Linked DNA regions of Homo sapiens: region 2 is linked to region 1. A link is a loop called in an ENCODE intact Hi-C map of the cell type or tissue named here. Cell type or tissue: CD4-positive, alpha-beta T cell. All regions are shown on one strand. Region 1 has its middle 24 kb from the start of CD24. Region 2 overlaps RTN4IP1 (reticulon 4 interacting protein 1).

What was found. Hi-C counts contacts between places; a loop is a spot of excess contacts. Peaks named below come from ENCODE experiments on the same cell type or tissue, not always from the same donor. Only the 100,000 strongest peaks of a DNase experiment are listed, where the experiment ranks them.
Region 2: it touches region 1 in a loop (4-fold over the local background); 10 of 110 quality-filtered maps call a loop at or near these places.

The regions. Positions count from the first base shown.
Region 1 is chr6:106,995,792-107,000,791 of GRCh38, reverse strand. No RefSeq gene overlaps it. Among named protein-coding and RNA genes, the nearest start is that of CD24, 24 kb to the right of the region's middle. In CD4-positive, alpha-beta T cell, no CTCF peak of the experiment used is centred here; a DNase peak (open chromatin) is centred at 2,991; H3K27me3 peaks cover 190 bases.
Region 2 is chr6:106,605,610-106,610,609 of GRCh38, reverse strand. The region is part of intron 4 of RTN4IP1 (reticulon 4 interacting protein 1); the gene reads left to right. It also overlaps the pseudogene RNU6-527P. Among named protein-coding and RNA genes, the nearest start is that of RTN4IP1, 21 kb to the left of the region's middle. In CD4-positive, alpha-beta T cell, CTCF peaks have their summits at 2,125 and 2,326; a DNase peak (open chromatin) is centred at 2,329.

The DNA of each region.
Region 1 (5,000 bases):
TGCATAATTTAGACCAAATGCTTACTTTTTTTTTTTTTTTTTTTTTTTTGAGAGAGTCTTGCTCTGTCACCCAGGGTGGAGTACAGTGGCGCGATCTCGGCTCACTGAAACCTCCACCTCCTAGTGCAAGCAATTCTCCTGCCTCAGTTTCCCGAGTAGCTCGGACTACAGATGTCCACCACCACGCCCGGTTAATTTTTGTATTTTTAGTAGAGACGGGGTTTCACCATGTTGGCTAGAATGGTCTCAATTTCTTGACATCGTAATCTGCCCGCCTCACCCTCCCAAAGTGCTGGGATTACAGGTGTGAGCCACCGCGCCTGGCCGGGAGTTTCTTTATTCCATTTCAGCAGGGCCAGAGATGTCCATGAAGGCCTTGGTGTGTGATGGAACAGACAGTTGTCTAAGGGGTGCACAATGAATGCAAGTTCTTCCCATCTCCGAGTCAAGGGTTTTCTGGGAAACAGTAGGGGATAACAACTTTCATAAATTTATACAATTATATACACTGAATTTATACGATTATGTACGTATATAATTATGTACATATTTGATTGTGTACACTGAGAAGATTAAGCCAACTCTTTCAAACTCATGGAGTTTACTTCTTGAAATTGAAAGGCCTCAGAGATAAGCCTCAGAACCAAGTTCCCTCTCTTGACTTTTCCCAGCTTTTCTGTCTCTTTGTTTCTCTTTCTTTCCCAGGAACTCTCTCTGGAATTTCCTTATCTGACTAACAAAGCTTCTTTCCAAAATAAATGCAATTATTTTAAGACCCCTCTCTCTAGGAACCTCATCAGATAGCCAGGAATGATCAACTACCCGAGAATAGAAGAGACTGGGAGTCATCACCATACCCAGATAGACTTTCCATCTATTTTTATTTTATTATGTAAATTTTAAATTATTAGTAAAAAAAACCTTTTTTTTTGAGACAGAGTCTTGCTCTGTTGCCCAGGCTAGAGTGTGCGATCTTGGTTCACTGCAACTTCTGCCTCCTGGGTTCAAGCTATTCTCCTGCCTCAGCCTCCCAAGTAGCTGGGATTACAGGCACCTGCCACTGTGCCCGGCTCATTTTTGTATTTTTAGTAGAGATGGGGTTTCACCATCTTGGCCAGGCTGGTCTCGAGCTCCTGACCTTGTGATCCACCCGCCTTGGCCTCTCAAAGTGCTGGGATTACAGGCGTGAGCCACCGCTCCCGGCCAAAAAAAATTTTTTTTGAGACAGCAGCTCACTCTGTCAACCAGTGTGGAGTACAGTAGCGAGATTACAGCTCACTGCAGCCTCTACCTTCCAGGGTCAAGCAATCCTCCTAACTCAGCCTCCACCACTTCAGCCTCCAGAGTAGCTGGGACTACAGCTGTGTGCCTGGCTTTTGTGTTTGTGTGTATGTGTGTGTGTGTGTGTGTGTGTGTGTGTGTAGACACAGGGTTTTGTCATGTTGCCCCGGCTGGTCTCAAACTACTGGGCTGAAAGGGCCCTCCTACCTCAGCCTCCCAAAGTGCTGGGTTAAAGGTGTGAGCCACTGTACGCAGCCTTCAACTATTCTTCTTCTTTTTTTTTTTTTTTTGAGACGGAGTCTCCCTCTGTCACCCAGGTTGGAGTGCAGTGGCTTGATCTTGGCTCACTGCAACCTCCAATTCCCAGGTTCAAGTGATTATCCTGCCTCAGCCTCCCCAGTAGCTGGGATTACAGGCACTTGCATCCACACTGGCTAATGTTTGTATTTAGTAGAGACAGGGTTTCCCCATGTTGGCCAGGCTGGTCTCAAACTCCTGACCTCAGGTGATCTGTCCGCCTCGGCCTCTGAAAGTGCTGGGATTGCAGGGGTGAGCCACCGAACCAGGTGGAGCTTTTAACTATTCTTCTGACAGCAGCCCTGAGAGATTGCCTGGGAGACTTTATCTGCATAATAAGACAACATTGATGGTCTGGGCGGTGGCTCATGTGTGTGTGTAATCCCAGCACTTTGGGAGACTGAGGCAGGTGGATCACCTGAGGTCAGGAGTTTGAGACCAGCCTGACCAACATGGTGAAACCCCGTCTCTACTAAAAATACAAACATTAGCCGGGCGTTGTGGTGCGCACCTGTAGTCCTAGCTACTGGGGAGGCTGAGGCAGGAGAATTGCTTGAACCCGGGAGGTGGAGGTTGCAGTGAGCCAAGATCATGCCACTGCACTCCAGCCTGGGTGACAGAGTGAGACTCTGTCTCAAAAAAAAAAAAAAAAAAAAAGAACACTTGTTCACAGTAATAGTCCACCCCTCACCTTCCTGCCGCCTTCCCCAGTGCTCAAAGGAACTTTGTCCCCAGCCATCGTTCTTTGGCTCATTCATTTCCTTTGGAAATCATTTACTCCTACAACCCCTGTCTCCCTTTCCCCATGGAGAAGAATATAAGCAGCCGGGCCTCATCGGGTTACTGGGTAATCATAGTCTTGTGATTTTCTTCTATGCACATTAAGTAAATTTCGTATGCCTTTTTCTCCTGTGTATCTGCATTTCATCAGTTTATGCTCTGCAAACCTTCAGTGGGCAGAGAGAAAGCTTTCCCTCTGCCCCCAGTGTGGCAACAGGCCTGACTGGGGCAATGCTGCTGCCTTGCTTTTGACGCCCCCCACACACGACCGCGTCCCCCTTTCTGCTCTGTGGAACGCCTCCAGCCCCTGCTGAGGCTGGCTTGCCCATGGCAGAATGTCACCTCAGGTTGGGGGCCTTTCAAAATGCACCCCAGAGAGCTCTCCTGGGAGCCCACGTCTGGAACGTAGAGCTGAGTGTCTCTGGCTGACGTTGGAGGATGGGCAGGCTGCCCATGATGCAGCCCCTTTCCTGCTCTGGCACAGCCTTGACCTTTAAATTTCTCATTCTTTTTTCTTCTTCCACTAAACTCTAAGAGATAAGTGTTTGTCTCTCCCGTTATTCCCCTAAGAGCACCTCTCACTGGACTGGGGTGAGGAGAAAGCGCCTTTGCTCTGCAGTTCCTGCAGGGGGCGCTTGGCACCTCACTTTGGAACCTGAGAACTTGTTTTGTTGAAGGCCTTTGAGCTTCGGTTGAAATGGAGACAGAAAGGACTTCCATGTTCACATCCTGTTACACTCTCCAGCATAAATATGATCATTTTCATTTTACAGGAGGCTCAGAAAGGCAAGTCTGTGGTGGAAGTGGGTGAGCTGAAATCTGAGCTCAGGTCTGCTTGATCCTGTAGGTTACAGATGAGACAGAAATGATATGCCCTGTTGTACCCAGGGTGGCCACATCTGAGGCTCTAAGACAAATAAAAAATTACCACCATAGTGGAAAGATTAAATTCTCATGTACAACCAAATCAAAGTCTTCATATACAGTTAGAATAAAACACAAATTTCAGAAGAATGACCCACATACGTGTCGGTTTATTAGTGAGTGAAGATGTGTTTTAGAAACTGGTTATATAAATCAAAAAACTACCATCGAAGGGCTCTAAGATTAGCCAGGAGGCTTAATAGTATCCTAATTTAAGAGTTACTTGAAGATATTTTCTAAGATTGCTGTTTCTGTTGAGATATAAAATGGCTCTTAGCCTAGGATGTTAATAAATTCAAGATAAAGTGAGTAGGCGGAGTTAGAGTAAAAGGTGGCCTTCCTCTCATTGTGCTTGGATTCTGGTGGTTCCTGTGTAGAAATTCATTTGCTGAGGACTTATTATGTACTAGGCACTTTACTAGGTACTGGGGAAAGGAAGATGAACATGATGTGGTTCCTTTCTTTAAGGAGCTCAGCTGGTGAGGAAAAAGCTGCAATCCCTGTTACACGTACAATGACAGAGGAAAGCTTGGGGACTTGGGGGATGCAGGGGTGGACACTTCAGAAAGGCCCTAACCAAGGCTGAAGGGTAAGGGATGGCTTTCCAAGGAGATGACACTAATCTGGGTCCTGAGAAATGCATAGAAATCATCCAAGCAAAGAAAGACCTTGGCTTGCGTTCTTCCTTGTGTTGTGCTGGGCCCCCAAACAGGCAAACTGGGAAGGCACAGTCACCGAGAGACCGAAGAAAAGACCTGAAGACAGTGGGTAAGACATAGAGTTTAGGGCGGGCATGGTGGCTCACACCTGTAATCCCAGCACTTTGGGAGGCTGAGAGGGGCAGATCACCTGAGATCGGGAGTTTGAGACCAGCCTGATCAACATGGAGAAACCTGGTCTCTACTAAAAATACAATATGAGCTGGGCATGGTGGCGCACGCCTGTAATCCCAGCTACTCAGGGGGCTGAGGTAGGAGAATCACTTGAACCCAGGAGGCAGAGGTTGCAGTGAGCCAAGATTGTGCCATTGCACTGCAGCCTGGGCAACAATAGTGAAACTCCATCTCAAAAAAAAAAAAAAAAAAAAAGACAGAGTTTATTCAGGGGACTTATGTATGGAGTGTCCAAGAGTGGAAGGCTGGACAGGAGTTCCACTGCCTTTTGTGGAAAGCATGCAGGTTAGTAGGAACTCCCACACAGCAACCTCTACTTAGCAACCTCCACCTAGCTTAAAACAAAGGCCATTGATTTATTTTTTTTTCTTTTTTTGAGAAGGAGTCTTACTCTGTCTCACAGGCTGGAGCACAGTGGTGCCATCTTGGCTCACTGTAACCTCTGCCTCCTGGGTTCAAGCGATTCTCATGCCTCAGCCTCCCGAGTAGCATGGTGGGCACGTGCCACCATGCCCGGCTAATTTTTGTATGTTTTTTAGTAGAGATGGGGTTTCACCATGTTGGCAAGGCTGGTCTCGAACTCCTGACCTCAAGTGATCTGCCTGCCTTGGCCTCCCAAAGTGCTGGGATTACAGCCGTAAGCCACTGTGCCCAGCCTAGGCCACTGGCTTCTTGTATGACTTGTGTTCCAAGGAACGAGGCCAGGGTCCAGGTGTTCTTCATGCCCCCATCTGTGTCCCTGCTCTGAGCCTTCACACCTTCATAAGTACAGCGTAAACATCCAGGTTGGCCTCTCCCAGAGTCCATAGCTCAGAACAGTGAACA
Region 2 (5,000 bases), 390 kb after region 1:
ATCACAAATAGGCTTCTACTTCAGTGAGATTCGAATATATAGTGTGGCCATTACAGCAAGCTAGGTAAAAAGTATTCCCACTGTGTAGGACTTAAGTGAAGGGCCATTGGGAGGTCAGCAACAGCAGTTGCTTCCCTTTGCATTGAACGTGCTGTGAAGAATACAACAAGAATAATTAGTTGAGCCACAAGACTTCAGACTTTAGAAGACCGACCGGCTTATTGTTGGCTTGAAAATTTATTTTGCCGCCGGGTGCGGTGGCTCACACCTGTAATCCCAGCACTTTGGGAGGCTGAGGTGGGCGGATTGCCTGAGGTCAGGAGTTCGAGACCAGCCTGGCCAACATGGTGAAACCCCATCTCTACTAAATATACAAAAAAATTAGCCAGGTGTGGTGGTGGGCGCCTGTAGTCCCAGCTACTCAGGAGGCTGAGTCAGGAGAATCCCTTGAACACGGGAGGCGGAGGTTGCAGTGAGCTGAGATAGCACCATTGCACTCCAGCCTGGGCGACGGAGTGAGACTCCGTCTCAAAAAAAAAAAATTTATTTTGCCTACTCTCTTTTTGGGGACTTTGAAGAAAGATATGGTTGAAACCTGCACAAAATGTGGAGTTTACAGGACCAGAAAACGATGTGTCCTCAGGGCTCCTTTACAAGCTAACAGCGCTTCATTCATTGGACCTGCTCCTTGCTGCTTTTGCACTTGGGGTCGCCATCAGGTGGCAACACAAAGAATTGAAGCTGCTATTGCAGAACCACTCTTGCTAAGCCCTGCTGTGAAACACAGTTTTGCTTTTTTATTTGAGGGAATGAAGTTGCTTTGGATCAAGAGTTATAGGGAAGAGATGAACTGACAATAATGAGGTCGGAGATGTATTTGGCAGTTGGATCCTGAAGTAGCCATTATATTTAGTATCCAGCATTCACAGAGAGAGAATTAGAAATTATTTTCAAGCTTTTCTTTACTGGAAGAAACTTGAATGCAGTCTTTCAAGTAGCCAGGCGATCCCCTCACTTGAGGTAGTAGCAGTTGTTGCCTTGATTGTAGGACATAATGGTGATTGGATGATTTCTTTTTTTAGAGACAAGGTCTCACTCTGTCACCCAGGCTAGAGTACAGTGGCACAATCATTGCTCACTGCAGCCTCAAACTCCTGGGCTCAAGCCATCCTTCCACCTCAGCACCACCATACCTAGATAATTTATTTTTTATTTTTCGTAGAGATGTGATCTCATGATGTTGCCCAGGCTGATCTTCAACTCCTGGGCTCAAGCAATCCTCCCGCCTCAGCCTCCCAAAGTGCCGGATTACAGGCGTAAGCCACCATGTCTGGCCATGGATGATTTTGAAAGTCAAGAAACTTTGATCAGGCATCTGCTACATCCAGGGCACTGTGGCCAATGCAGGGCATAATATGAAGTCTCTGACCTTAAGAGCTTGCAGAATAAGTTGGGAAGTAGGATGTGTGGCATAGATAACAGGTTCCAGGCTATGTTAAGGGTATTGTAGAGGAAAACTGGGACTTGGTCCTTCAAGGGAAAGGAGACCTCAGCAGGTAATTATAGCATTCTAGAGCCTGGAGGAATGGACCAGTGTGTGTGCAATGTAGGGGGAAGAATTAGGGGAACAGAGTCTCAGAGGAAGAGTTCCATTCAGGAAATAGTGAGAGGAAAAGTTGGAGAGTGCAGGTAATATATTGTGAGGAACTTAAATGAGAATTTGACTAGCAACACTTCTATAAGAATGGACAAAAGTAAGAGGGTGAAATATTTCATGGGGGAATTAATTTTTGAATGTATTTTTGAAGCACTTTTCATACTTTTTTCCCTCATTTAGGAAGACTAAAGCTATGTTTGAATTGTCAGGGCAAAAGGTACTTTACCTCTGCCCTCTGAAGGTTCTATAACTGAGTCTGCTGAAATCAACTGATAATAGATTAATAGGAGAAAAGTTATACACATTATTTATTTCCTTTTAATGTTAGTTGATATGTAATGTACACATTTATGGGGCATAGTGTGATATTTCAATACATGGATACCATGTGTAATGATCAAATCAGAACAATCAGCATATCCTTCAAGTCAAACATTGATTATTTCTTTGTGTTGGGAACATTAAAAATCCTCTCTTTTAGTTTTTTGAAAGTATACAATAAATTATTATTAACTATATTCACCTTGTAGTGCTATAGAGTACTAGAACTTATTCTTCCTATCTAGCTGTAATTTTGTATTTGTTAACCAACCTCACCCTGTTCTTCCCTCCCTGCTACCCTTCCTGGCGACTGATAAACCACAGTTCTACTCACTGCTTCTGTGACTTCAACCTTGTCTAGCTCCCCCTTGAGTGAAAACGTGGTATTTATCTTCTTGTGCCTGACTTATTTCACTTAACATAATGTCCTCCAGGCTCATCCCTGTTGCCACAAATGACAGAATATCATTCTTTCTTTTTTATGGCTGAATAGTATTACCTTGTGTATACATACCACATTTTCTTTACCTGTTTATCTGTTAATGGACATTTAAGTTGATTCCATATCTTGGCTATTGCAAATAGTGTTGTATTAAACATGGGAGTGCAGATATCTCTTTGATATGACTGATTCTCCTTCCTCTGGATAAATACTCAGTAGTAGGATTGCTGGATCTTACGATAGTTTTACTTTTAGGGAAAACTTCATACCGTTTTCCATATTGGCTATACTAACTTATATTCCCACCAAAGGTGTATAAGAGTCCCCTTTTCTCTGCATCTTTTCCAATATTTATTTTTTTTTGTCTTTTTTCTATATGGAACACTTCACAAATTTGCATGTCATTCTTGCTCAGGGACCATGCTAATCTTTGTGTCATTCCAATTTTAGTATATGTGCTGCCTAAGTAAGCCCTGTTTTTTGTCTTTTTGGTAATAACCATTCTAACTAGGGTGAGAGATCTCATTGTGGTTTGAATTTGCATTTCCCTGATTATTAGTGATGTACAGCATATTTTGCCTATGCTTGATCATTTTTCTCTTTTTGAGAAATGTCTGTTCAGATCCTTTGCACGTTTTTAATTGGATTACTAGTTTTTTTGTTGTTGTTGAGTTTTTTGAGTTCCTTATATATTCTGGGTAGTAGTCCCTTGTTGGTTGTAGAGTTTGAATATACTTTCTCCCATTCTACAGGTTGTCTCTTCATTGGTTGTTTCATTTGCTGTACAGAGTTTTTTAGTTTGATATAGTCCTATTTATTAATGTTTTTGCTGCCTGTGCTTTTGAAGTCTTACCTATATCATTTTTGCCCGTATTCCCATATGCTTTCTTCTAATAGTTTTTTTTTGGGTCTTATGTTTAAGTCTTTAATTCATTTTGAGTTGGTTTTTATATATGGTGAGAGATGGGCATCTAGTTTCCATTTTTCTGCATATGGATATCCAATTTTCCCAGCACCATTTATTGAAGAAATTATCCTCTCACCAACATCAATTCTTGTTGCCTTTGTCATAAATCAGTTGGCTATAAATAGGTTGATTTATTTCTGGGTTCTTTATTCTGTTCCATTGGTCTATGTATCTGTTTTTATACCAGTACCATGTTGTTTTGGTTACTGTAGCTTTGTGGTATAGTTTGAAGTCAGGTAGGGTGATGCCTCCTGCTGTTTTATTTTTGTGCATATTGTTTTGGTTATTCAAGGTCTTTTGTGGTTCCATGCAAATTTTAGGATTTAAAAAATTTCTGTGAAGAATGTCATTGATATTTTGATAAGGCTTGAATTAAGTCTGTAGATTGCTTTGGGTGGTTTGTTCATTTTAACAACATTTATTTTTCCAATCCATGAGCATAGGATGTCCATTTTTTTGTGTTCTTTTCTATTTATTTATTTAATTTATATGTATGTTTTTGAGATAGGCTGGTCTTGAACTCCTGAGCTCAAGCGATCCTCCCCCACTTGGCATCCCAAAGTGCTGGGATTAGAGGTGTGAGCCACCGTGCCTAGCCCTCTTTGATTTCTTTTATCAGTGTTTCTAGTTTTCATTATATAAATCTTTCACCTCCTTGGTTAAATTTATTCCTAAGTGGTTTTTTTGTAGCTATTGTAAATGAAATTGATTTCTTTTTCAGCTAGTTCATTGTTGGTATATAGAAATGCCACTGATTTTTAAATTTTTATTTATATTTGTTTATTTAAAAAAATTTCTTTTTGGAGACAGAGTGTTGCTCTGTAACCCAGGCTGGAGGGCAGTGGCACGATCTTAGCTCACTGCAACCTCCGCCTTCCTGGGCTCAAGTGATCCTTCCACCTCAGCCTCCCAAATAGCTAGGACTACAAGCGTGTGCCACTGTGCCCAGCTAATTTTTGTATTTAGTAGAGATAGGTTTTGCTGTGTTGGCCAGGCTGGTCTTGAACTCCTGGACTCAAGCGATCTGCCTGCCTCAGCCTCCTGAAGTGTTGGGATTACAGGCGTGAGCCACTGCTCCTGGCTGCTACGGATTTTTGTATGTTGATTTTGTGCTACTTTAATGAGTTTGTTTATCAATTCTAAGAGGTTTTTGGTGGTCTTTTGTTTTTTCTATATGTAAGATCATGTCATCTGCAAAGAGGGACAATTTGACATCCTCTTTTCCAATTTGGATGCCTTTTATTTCTTTCTCTTGCTTAATTGCTCTGGCTAGTACTTCCAGTACTTTTTCCTGTAGATGTATCTATTGTGTTGTTTGAGTAGAGTGCTTTGGCTTTGTTCCTGGGTGAGCGCAGTAGTGTAGTCTCTGTATGATTTCTTTTTTTTTTTTTTTTTTTTTTTTTTTTGGGACAGAGTCTTGCTCTGTCGCCCAGGCTGGAGTGCAGTGGCGCGATCTCAGCTCACTGCAACCTCTGCCTCCCGGGTTCATGCTATTCTCCTGCCTCAGCCTCCCGAGTAGCTGGGACTACAGGCACCTGCCACCATGCCTGGCTAATTTTTTTGTATTTTTTTTAGTAGAGACAGGATTTCACCATGTTAGCCAGGATGGTCTC